Linked DNA regions of Homo sapiens: region 2 is linked to region 1. A link is a loop called in an ENCODE intact Hi-C map of the cell type or tissue named here. Cell type or tissue: CD4-positive, alpha-beta T cell. All regions are shown on one strand. Links, peaks and the distances in the headings refer to the core of each region. The heading gives the core; the rest is flanking DNA.

The links. Peaks named below come from ENCODE experiments on the same cell type or tissue, not always from the same donor. Only the 100,000 strongest peaks of a DNase experiment are listed, where the experiment ranks them.
Region 2: a loop joins it to region 1, with 2.3 times the contacts of the local background. A loop is called at or near these places in 3 of 110 quality-filtered maps.

What each region holds. Positions count from the first base shown.
Region 1 is chr7:107,192,352-107,197,351 of GRCh38, forward strand. HBP1 (HMG-box transcription factor 1) reads left to right here. Exons shown (of 11, transcript NM_012257.4): 9 at 3,483-3,800. Among named protein-coding and RNA genes, the nearest start is that of HBP1, 26 kb to the left of the region's middle. In CD4-positive, alpha-beta T cell, for the core only: no CTCF peak of the experiment used is centred there; no DNase peak of the experiment used is centred there.
Region 2 is chr7:107,746,247-107,753,151 of GRCh38, forward strand. It overlaps CBLL1 (Cbl proto-oncogene like 1), which reads left to right. Exons shown (of 6, transcript NM_024814.4): 2 at 2,634-2,801. Among named protein-coding and RNA genes, the nearest start is that of CBLL1-AS1, 5.1 kb to the left of the region's middle. In CD4-positive, alpha-beta T cell, for the core only: no CTCF peak of the experiment used is centred there; a DNase peak (open chromatin) is centred at 2,765; H3K4me3 peaks cover 574 bases.

The DNA.
Region 1 (5,000 bases), core at 1-5,000:
TTTCTGCATAATGAAACACTGTATCTTATATATTAAGAAAGATATTAATAAAACTAATGCTACTGTAGTATTTATATGTTGTATTTATGAGTAATATTTTCATAATAAAATTATTGAAAAAGAATGATTAACATTCAGGAGAGTGGTTATTTCTGGGGTGGCAAATATGGAACTTAGTGATACTGGAAATATTATTCTTAATTTGGATTGTGGGTTCACTCATTTATTTGTATGCTTCATAACTTACAAATATATGTAAAGTTTACATATTATTACATAGCACCAAACTTTTTTAAAGTAAAAGGGAAAACTTGCCTGCCTAATTCCTGCTTTTCTGAGATAGCAAATTCTTACCATTTGATCTCACTGAATAATAATCACTCCCAAGATGATGTTAGTCATTGGTCTCATTTTACTGTTGAGTGACTTCAATATAACAGCAGGAGCACCCACCCTGCAAAGGAGTGGAAATGGGTGGTATCATCATGGAGAAACCAGGAAAAAATTGAGAAGCTGAAAGTGACTTTATTTTCATTGTGGATTAGACTGGTTAAGGGAGATGATGCCTGGCCTAGGGGGAGGGCAAGAAGAGAAAGAGGTAAGAAGAGGAAAAAGTCCAAGTTGGACTGCTCCAAGCAAATTCTCGGGTCATGGTTTACAGAGGACATGTGAGTAGTTTCTAGCTCAGGAAGAATCAGAAGTCAGCAATCAGTTGATGAGCTCTCATACATAATTCAAGGTTCTGTTGTAAGTAGCCCATTCTGAAACATTGAGAATTGAGGCCAACCTTCTAGGCCTCAGGCGGGTTTAAAACAGTCAGTTTTGACTCTTTGAAGTTGACATTTCTGTTCAGGTAATATGATTTAACAAACTTGAGTGCCTACTATATATATAATGTTAATTTATTTAATATTAATTACCCTATTTGTAGATTATATCCTCATTTTACAGAGAGAAGTAAAGTTGAGAGAGGTTAAGGAACATGCCCAAAACAAAGGCAGTTAGTATCAGAATTAGGATTCAAGCCCATATCTTGTAAAGATTCCAAATTTTGAGTTCTCTAGCTACTCACCTAAGATACTTCTACAATAATAGATACTCCTAATGGCAAAATACACTGTGCCAGCCTCTGCCCTGTGTCTTATGTTTATTGTTCTTTTTGGCACCACTGCATAGCATAGATTTATTTTACAGATAAGTAAACTGAGGCTACAGGGTTTATTTAACTTGCCCAAGGTCATATTACTAGCTGGAATTTGCACTCAGTTAAAATTTTCCATTATTATGTTATTCAGAATTGATTAAAAAATGAGTTAAGAATGGCCATACCTCTTTGCTTCCAATCTAGAGAAGGAAATGGATTAGTAAATGTATACAGTAGATGTACACGCTGATTGAGAGGCAGTGTAGCCTGATAGGAACATGAGCTCGATCTGGACTGCCTGGATTCAAATCCTGGCTCTGCAATTGATTTGCTATGGAAGCTTGAGTAAATTAATATTTCTGTGGCTCCTTTAAAAAAATCTGTAGAATGGGGATAATATTGGAAGGATTAAATAAGTTAATATATGTGACATGGTTAATAGGCACTACATTATTGTGGAGTTTGCCATTAAGACTAATGATTAGACAGTGAAGTGAGAATGGGCATTCTAAGCTTAAGGAATGGCATGTACACAAAGTAGAGCTGTGAAAGGCACATTTGGGTACAGGTGCTTTAGTGAAGAGAATGAATGCTTACCTAAGGTAGTATAGCAAAAGATGAAGCTGTTTTTAAAGATACTCTATGTCATTACTGCTGCAGTAATGTTAGTCATTGAATTTTGTGACTGAATATTTAAAACTGATTTAAGTTGTATCCATAATGGAAGTAGATGATAAGTTATATTTGTGCCACTAGATGGTGGAGTTTTCAAATTTTAGTAATTAGCTTACCCAGTATCTTTTAGTATTTTAAATTGTAATCATTTTCCATCAGTAGAGATGGGTAATTTTGTGTCAGTGCTGAAGTTTGCTATTTTTCTAAATTATGTATGGGAGGGGCTGAAGATATCTTACAAAAACTGCAAACCTAGAAAGCAGACATTGTTTTCCTGACGTAATACTGATTGCTAAGCATTCATGAGGTAATTTTGGAGTCATAGTTTAAGTACATTTATTTCATGCAATACTTTCAGAAAAAAGACATTGTGTGCTTGATAAGTGGTAGAAGTCATTTACTGTGTGTAGTCAGTGGCATGGACCGCCCTCATTCCTTTGGCTGTTTCCATCTATCTTTAGAATTTTGTAATCTCATGTTTTACCTTTAGGTAGATGGTATTCCTGTAGCTAATATTAAACTATTTTGATGTATTACCGGAATTTCTGTTTCAGGGAAGGAAGTAGGAGCTAGGTTCAGATTAGAAGCTGAATAAAAGGTTTCCTGCCAAGAAGATAGAAAAGTACTATAGGCAGAAAGAGAGTTAATGCTGGAACAAAAGAGAATTCTTTAGCTTATTTCCATGTCTATGTAAACTGAACATACAGAACAAAATGTGGCCTTTCCTGACAAAGGCAGGTTTTTACAATGAACTTTATGTTATTAGGCTATGTTATAGGTCATGGATGGCCTTTCGGGAGACTGATGTATGTATGGCTCTCTTTACCTAAACAAATGACCCAGATTACTGGGCATTTTAAGTTCCTTTATTTGTTTTTTATTTTTTTTGAGACGGAGTCTCACTCTGTTGCCCAGTTGGAGTGCAGTGCTGTGATCTGCCTCCCTGGTTCAAGCGATTCTCCTGCCTCAGTCACCCGAATAGCTGGGATTACAGGCATGTGCTGCCACGCCTAGCTGATTTTTGTATTTTTGGTAGAGATGGGGTTTCACCATGTTGCCCAGGCTGGTCTTAAACTCCTGACCTCAGGTGATCCACCCACCTCGGCCTCCCAAACTGTTGGGATTACAGGCGTGAGCCACCAGGCCTGTCCTTAAGTTCCTTTAGCCACATTTAACAGCTTTTCACTGCCTTTCCCAACCATTTGTTTTCTATAGTAGTCCTTAGGCCTGGTATGTTGCCTGCCACTCCATTTTAATTTTCTAGGTCTGGGTGCCTATAGGCCAAGAAACCATATTGTCACATTTGTCCAGAAATGAATTTAAAGTAAGAATAAGTGGGTTGTGTAGGATTTGGAGGAGTTACTTGCTATGAATAAAGTATGCTGATTATAACATTCCTTTGGGGGGTTCAAAGTCTTTTTTAAGCTTTTGTATTATCTGCAGAGGTTTTTTAAAAAAATTAATTTCAGTTAGCACATATACAGATTTCATTTTATAAGCAACTATCAGTGGCAAAAGTTGTTAGTGTTGGTAACATGATATAGGGGGAAATGCACTGAAATTTCCAATCAGATGTTTTCTTTTTTTTTTTTTTAACCTGCTTTTTAGAAATCAGAGAATTCAAAATTGAATTAAAATATTATTATTTTTTTTAATTTTATAGCTATGACTTCACACCTATGGATTCTTCTGCAGTTTATGTGTTAAGTAGTATGGCTCGCCAGCGTCGTGCATCTTTGTCTTGTGGAGGACCTGGTGGTCAAGACTTTGCAAGATCTGGATTCAGTAAAAACTGTGGCTCACCTGGATCATCACAGCTCTCTTCCAATTCTTTGTATGCTAAAGCTGTCAAAAACCACAGCTCAGGGACTGTGAGTGCCACTTCTCCTAATAAGTGCAAAAGACCAATGAATGCCTTCATGCTTTTTGCCAAAAAATACAGAGTTGAATATACTCAGATGTATCCAGGGAAAGATAACAGGTAAAAATAGTGATAATTCTGATTACAATAAATGAGTAACACTTCAATACGGTTCATGGTAACTGGAATAGTTAAGTAAACTTATTCTTTAATAGCTTTTATTCAACTCTTAGGTTGACTTTTTTGTTTGTTTTTGAGACGGAGTCTCGCTGTGTCACCCAAGCTGGAGTCCAGTGGTACGATCTCAGCTCACTGCAACCTCCGCCTTCCAGGTTCAAGTGATTATCCTGCCTCAGCCTCTCAAGTAGCTGAGACTACAGGCGCCCACCACCATACCTGGCTAATTTTTTGTATTTTTAGTAGAGACAGGGTTTCACCATGTTGGCCAGGCTGATCTCGAACTCCTGACCTCGTGATCCACCCACCTTGGCCTCCTAAAGTGCCGTGATTACAGGCGTGAGCCACTGTGCCCGGCCAGGTTGACTTTAAAGTAAAAAGTTTAAGTGGAATTTTTAGGGTTATATGTAATTATTTTATAATACATAGACAATTAGGTTATCTACCTTAGTAGTAAGGATCTACCTTTTATTATTTGTGCCATAGCCCAGGCTGCAGTACAGCGGCGCAACTCACTGTAGCCTGTATCTCCCAGGCTCAATCCTCCCACCTCAGCTTCCTGAATGGCTGGGATTACAGGCACATGCCACCACACCCAGTTAATTTTTGTATTTTTTGTAGAGATAGGGTTGTGCCATGTTGCCCAGGCTGGTCTCAAACTCCTGGGTTCAAGCCATCTGCCTGCCTCCCAAAGTGCAAGATCTACCTTTTAAAATCATGTTATTTATCTGTTGGAGGACACGGTTCTAACAATTAACAGTTCTATCTTTATGGAACAGCTTTTCACCTGAGTCAACTATGGATTGTACGGGGAACTGGCAATTTGTAGCAAGCTGCCAGAGTTGTCAAAACGGTGAACTTAAGAGCTGTCCTCAGTAGAAGCTGGAAATAAAAATCAACTCAAGTCCTTCCTACTCTGTTGCCTGTACCCTTACTCATCTCCGAGTCCTCTACTGCTGAATCCCTCTCAAACCAGTCAAGTTCTCCATATATTAATAACGCTGTCTTCTTCCAGTCTTTGTACCCTGAGGATCAAAACTACCATTTGCTTTATCTTGATATCATGAGAAAAGTCATTACTGTGTTACCACAGTAATGAATAGCTTTGTCCTAGTTCCTTTAGACACATAAGTGTGTAATTAG
Region 2 (6,905 bases), core at 141-5,140, 550 kb after region 1:
GAGTGTAAAGAGTGTTTATTATCTTAATTCTTGAAGTTTAGAGATTGCCTAAGGAAGTAAAACTCATCTTAACATGAAAATACTCACGAATGAGCTGACCACTTAAAAAATTAGTTCCCTCTCAGATGTCCCTTCTGCTTAACACTAGCTTCTTACCTATTTTATTTTTTTTAAATGAATCAATCTCTTTGATGTTTAGTATCAGAAGACAGTATCAAATACTGTGCACTGATTGTGAAATAAAATTATAAACCTTGTAGAAGATTCTGGTTTTCATGAAATTCGTAAACATGAATTTGATAATTGTTTAAATCACAAAGGCTTTGACAAATGAGGAAATGCCACTTAGCTAGATAATTGAAGAATCATGACAGGATAGGCATCTCAAAAGAATAATTGTAATATTAAAGGATTAAGAGGTCCTTGGGGAAACAGATGAAACCCTTGAACATTATGCAAAAATGACCCATTTTATGATCATACCGAAACATTCAAATGTGAAAATGAAGGTGTTCTAATAGAATCTTGCCAGAAAAATTACTCCAAGGGGCTCCCCATTAACACTGGATTTATTCTTTGGTCATTCTAAGAATTAGCACTTCTGTAACTGTATCCCAGATTTTGTAAAAGATCCCAGATTTTGTAAAATATTTATTGGTTCTTTTTATTCAAGATAAAAAATCCCCAATCTTTTTTAAACTATATGATATGGAAGTGTTGTGCCTTTTTAAAGTGAATTTATCTGAAGTGGCCAGTAGTCCTTAGTCACTTTCTATGTAATATCTAAGAAATTTTTGTTGTTAAGGACTTTATAATTTGTTACTGTATTCAAAAGGAAATAGTGCTTTATGCTCTGATTCTTAATTTAAAAACAACAAAAAGCAAAAAAGTCCCAAAGAAACCCAGAATGTTATCATTATTAAATGCTGTACCTCATGAACTTGAATCTGTGAAGCAGAGTGGGAAGGGCCAGCCAGCTCTTGAAAGTGGTAGACTATGCAAGCAACAGTAGAGACCTCAAGTGTTCAGGATGGTGTGAAAAGGACTTGTAATGAAGTGTTGGTATTTTCATTATTCACAAAGGTAAAACGATTAAACCATTTTGATATTTGAATATTTAATATTTGAGGGACAGCATTGAACTGATTATATGTCTACAACGACTTGCTTTTTAGTTCATTGGAATGTCAGGAATACTTTTTGAGCAAGGAAAAAAGTCATTCATATTTCTTTTGGCCAATGCATTGCTTGTAAGTACTTTTACATACATAAGCAACTACAATGAAAACAGATCAAATACATTAATCAGCTTGTGAGTCTATTTAATGAAGTGTTGAAAGCTGATCAAGTTGGGTTAACCCTAACTCAAGATTCTAGCTAACCATGTAATTCCACCCCTCTTTGTTTTAGGATTAGCTGTTATAAGAGTAGTAAGTAGATTAAAATAATCGTTATGGACCCATTTTTAATTTTGTTTGGTATTTTGTTCAGAAAAAGTGCAAATGAATGTGAACTTATTGTGTGTCTGTAATCCTAGTAGCCTTGGAGGCCATTGGTACTAGCTTACTACTTCCAAATTTGGCTTTGCTGAATTTAATGTGGATGGTTTGGCTATCAGTCTTGACTGTAATATTTCCTGCAGGGGCAGTTATACAACCTTGTTCAATAACTTGTCATGTTTAAAACACTACAAATTAAAAAATACGTTATTTGTATTTCCTATTTTAAGCATTTTCCTTCTTTAGTAGGTCAAGTTAAATATTTTCTGTATTATATATTTTCATCTACTTGAAAAAAGGTAACTCTTAAGCTTTAGATGGAGTCAGTTCTATGAAATAATACTCCTGTTACTCATGGGACAAGAATTAATTTATTCTATAGACAATAACAAGCAAAGACTCCAGGGACTAGAAAGTGACACTTGTTTAGACCTAGTTGTAGTATAGGAACTTTGCATCCTCTTAAATTATAATTTTCCATTACAGTGCTGACTAAGAACTCAGTCACATGTTATAGCACAAATACATTATTGCATGTTTTTACTACTAAATGGTATAATGATTTTTACTATATTTCTGAATGATTTTTAGAATAATTATTTTGCGCTTAAGGAATAATCACATTTCTTAACTTCATTTTCAAACGCATTGTTTAATTTTGCCTTCATCAGTATTAGTAAGTTCAGTTTACTAAATTTATTTTCTGCTTTGCATGCTTGATGATCAGACATGGAGACAGGGATGGTTTTCGTTCTTTTTCTCCTTCTTACTCTTTTTCTTTTAAAAAATTCTCTTGTAGTTCAAGACAATGGTTCTTGGGTTCATTAATGGTTTCATGTTTCTGTAAACTTCTCTGGAATTATATGAAAAATTTTATTCACTTTTCTAGGGAGAGGTCCTATAACTTTTATCAATTTCTTAAAGGATTCTGTATCTCAAAAGGGGTTAAAAAGCATTGCCTTAAGTGTTGATCCAAAATAAATAAAATTAGCAGTTAAACTTAATGTAATATTGAAAATCAGAACCCAGATCTTTAACCTTGATAATGTTAGGTATGGTGTTTTAATACCTGTGGCAGAATAATCTTTAAAAAGAAAAACTAAAAGAAATTACAACTTTTTTTTCCTAACACAGACAATGAGTTACAAGGCACTAATAGTTCTGGATCCTTGGGTGGTCTTGATGTTCGCAGACGAATTCCTATAAAGCTCATCTCCAAACAAGCAAACAAAGCGAAACCTGCACCGCGAACTCAAAGAACTATAAACAGGATGCCTGCAAAGGCTCCACCTGGTGATGAAGGTAATTTGTTTAACTAATAGGTCCAACACTCTTTCTGTTTTATCTGATTGCTTCGGACAGTCTGTGTGATCTTATAGCTACCTCTTTTTGTCTTACATATTCTATTCATTCTTCAACCTTCTTGTTTGACTTCTCATTGTAGCACATTGTATTTTTATTTTCCTTTATAAATATTTTTTGATTTGGTTCCTTTTGTTGTTGAAAGCAATACTGCCCATTGTTCAGTAATCTCAACAGTATTGCAGAAAGCATAACATTAAAAGTAAAATCCTTCTATCCAAAGATAATCCCTGTTGACTTTTTTATACAAAAGTATTAATTTTTTATGTGTAGTTGCCATTTTTTCATGTAATATGCATTTGAGATTTTTTTCTTATCAGTACTTACAGATGTACCTCATTAAAAAAATAGGTTTGGGTATTTATAGATATACCATAATTTATTTAACAGTTTTTCCAGTTTTTTCTGTTACAAAAAACATTGCACCAAATATTCTTGGACATACAGTTTAGTATGTATACTTTGTAGAATTTGTACTTTGCACAGATTTGGCCTTTTTTTTTTTTTTAAGAGCAATTTGACAGTACTTGTCAAACTCTAAAATCCACAGTATCTGTCAAGTTTTAAAATATCCAAATTTGTAGTTTTAAAGGCTTTGGAATTAAAAAAATAATAATAAAAAGGTATGTTAGTTTTTACTGCCATACACCAATACTGAGTACTAGAAACCTTTTAAAATTTTTGTTTTGATGTAAATTTATTTTAATTATGAAAGAGTGTATATTTTTTCATAGCATTGACCATTCTTGTTTAGATCCTTTCTTCTGAGTTCTTTGTAAATTAATAGGGTTTTTGTTATATGTTATGTATGTGCGTGTGTGTATATATATTTTTTTGTTTGTTTGTTTGTTTGTTTTTGTTTTTTTGAGACTGAGTCTTACTCTGTTGCCTGGGCTGGAATGCAGTGGTGGGATCATGGCTTGATATTCCAGGCTCAAGTGATCTTTCCACCTCAGTCTCCTGAGGAGCTGGGACTACAGGTGCACCCCACCTGCCTGGCTAATTTTTTATATTTAATTTTTGTAGTCATGGGGTCTTGCTATGTTGCCCAGGCTGGTTTTGAACTCCTGGACTCAACAGTCCTCTTGCCTTAGCCTCCCAAGGTGCTGGGATTACAGGCGTGAGCCACTGTGCCTGGCCTATATTGTATATATTCTTCATTTGTCTTTTGAATTTTGTATACAAAATATTTATTGCAGAGAATCTTTTTTTTTTTGAGACAGAGTCTTGCGCTGTCACCCAGGCTGGAGTGCAGTGGCGGGATCTCGGCTCACTGCAAGCTCTGCCTCCCAGGTTCATGCCATTCTCCTGCCTCAGCCTCCCGAGTAGCTGGGACTACAGGTGCCCGCCACCACGCCCAGCTAATTTTTGTATTTTTAGTGGAGACGGGGTTTCACTGTGTTAGCCAGGATGGTCTCGATCTCCTGACCTCATGATCCGCCCGCATCGGCCTCCCAAAGTGCTGGGATTATAGTTATTGCAGAGAATCTTGAAGATTCTATATAGTCAGATATCCGGTCTTTGCTTTTATGACTTCTGGGTTTTGTGACATTATTTGAAAGGCCTTCCCCTATTTCACCAGTATAAAAGAGTTTTTCCATCTTACCCTTGATTACAGGTTAGCAAACTATGTCTGTGGGCCAAATGTAGCCCTGTTTTTATAAACAATTTTATTGGAACACAGCTATGCTCATTCATTTAAGTATTATCTATGGGGGCTTTCACACTATAATGGTAGAGTTGAGTAATTGTGATTGAGACCATATGGTCCACAAAGCGTAAATATTTACTATTTAGCATTTCACAGAAAAAGTTCACTGATACTGCTTTAGAACATTTATGGTTATTAAGGGGAAAAAAGGTGGGGTCTGGCTTTTTTTTTTTTCCCTCGAAACATTGTCCCAACTCTTTTCCTTGCTGAATAGGGATTTTACTGTTATCATATATATGTTAAAGCAGCAGTCCCTAATCTTTTTGGCACCAGGACTGGTTTCGTGGAAGACAGTTTTTCCACAGGTGGAGAGTGATGGCAGGGTGCGGGGAGTGGTTTCGGGATGCAACTGTTGCATTAGTTAGATTCTTGTAAGGAGCACCAACCTAGATCCCTCTCTTGCACGGTTCACAATAGGGTTTGCGTTCCTATGAGAATCTAATGAGGCTGCTGATCTGACGGGAGGCGGAGGCAGAGGTCAAGTGGTAATGCTCCCTAGCCCTTCCCTCACCTCCTGCTGTGTGGCCGCATTCCTAACAGGCCAAGGGTACTGGTCCAAGGCCTGGGAGTTGGGGACCCCTGTATTAAAAGTATTTTTTTGTATTTCTGGACTTTCTGTTCTATTCCAGCAATTTGTCTGTATTTATTTTGTAGAATCAAACTGCTTTAGTTACAACATATGTTATGGTTTCTTTTATCGTAGGGTTCCTCTGCCATCTAAACAAGTATATTTCAAGTCAAAATGTTAGAAATCGTGTTAGTAATAACCTAGGGCTGCTGTTGCACTACCTCTAATTTAGGGTCACTCCTGCTTTGGCTTTGTTTAAAAAAATAGTTTTTTAAAACAACACGTTAGTGTACAAATAATTCTTTAATAGTTCAAACAATGCAGAAAAGCCAAAATCCTTTTCTCTCCTTTCCCTCTCGGATTTTGGAGTAAAATAAGTTTGTTTTTGATTGTTGTTTTCCTAGGCATCAATCAAAATATATATAGTTTAATGATGGGAGTACAGGTGGAACTACTCTGAAAAATGATAATGTGCTCCTAATTTCCTTGGCTGTTATCTCAATAATTTTCTGGTTTGAAAAATTGAGTTTCTGCCAGGTGTGGTGGCTCACGCCTGTTTTCCCAGCACTTTGGGAGGCTGAGACGGGCGGGTCATGAGGTCAGGAGATTGAGACCATCCTGGCTAACACAGTGAAACCTCGTCTCTACTAAAAATACAAAAAATTAGCTGGGTGTGGTGGCGGGTGCCTGTAGTCCCAGCTACTCGGGAGGCCGAGGCAGGAGAATGGCATGAACCTGGGAGGTGGAGCTTGCAGTGAGCGGAGATTGCGCCACTGCACTCCAACCTGGGCGACAGAGTGAGACTCTGTCTCAAAAAAAAAAAAAAAAAAGAAAAATTAATTGAGTTTCCTTATTTTGAATTTTAGATCACACCAGCTTTTCTAAGGTGTAAATGGGTGATATAGGAGCCTAGGAACACTCAGGTGTAACTTATAAGAGCATCCTGACTTTGGATTATACATTCGTATTGGCAGTAATTAAATAGCAGTACACTGAAGTGTCTATCAGCTTCAAAAACTTCTTGCATCATTGTTTGTGTGTTAATGTGAATGTGTCTCTCTGTGTGTGTGTGTGTGTGTCTGTGTCTGTGTATAGGTGCTGTAATTTAGTCATGTGGGTAAAGTTAAAACTTGTGTGCTTGGCTACTCTGTTTACCAGTTCTAGGGCCAAAAGAGTCGTGAGAAGCCTGGCTCCTTGGAGGGATATATTTGTCTGCTCAGCTTTACTTTAGGTAATTGGATTCTACCTAGAATTCCCATCAGACTGTTGATTGGTTTTCTGTTCTTTTGTAGGAGTTGAGAAGATTGCCATCAACTTTTTAATTAGGCCAGAGAAATTGAGCCCCTTTCATCTTCATATATCTTAAGTTTATTGATATTGATAAATGCATTGTAGGAAAGGATACATGAGAATACGATATGGCTCCTGTTGTTTGGGTAATTAATCAGGGAGTGGTTTTAATTGACAGGATGAAATATGAATATGTTAAAGTGTCTAAATCACTCATTTTAGGGCTAAAGAAGAGGATAACTTGTTTGCTAATAAAATCGATAGAATGCTTTATGTTTTCATTATGCTATTGGCAATACAATCAGTCTCTTAGCATACCATTTTTGTAGCTAGACTAGAATAAATGGTGATCAATATCTTAAAAATTTGTGCAACAAGCATGATCATCAGTAAAGTTTTACATTAGAAATAGTTTCATGAATTGATAAGAGCATTTGAATGGGAGTCAAGAGATCTGAGGTCTGTTCCTGGCTTT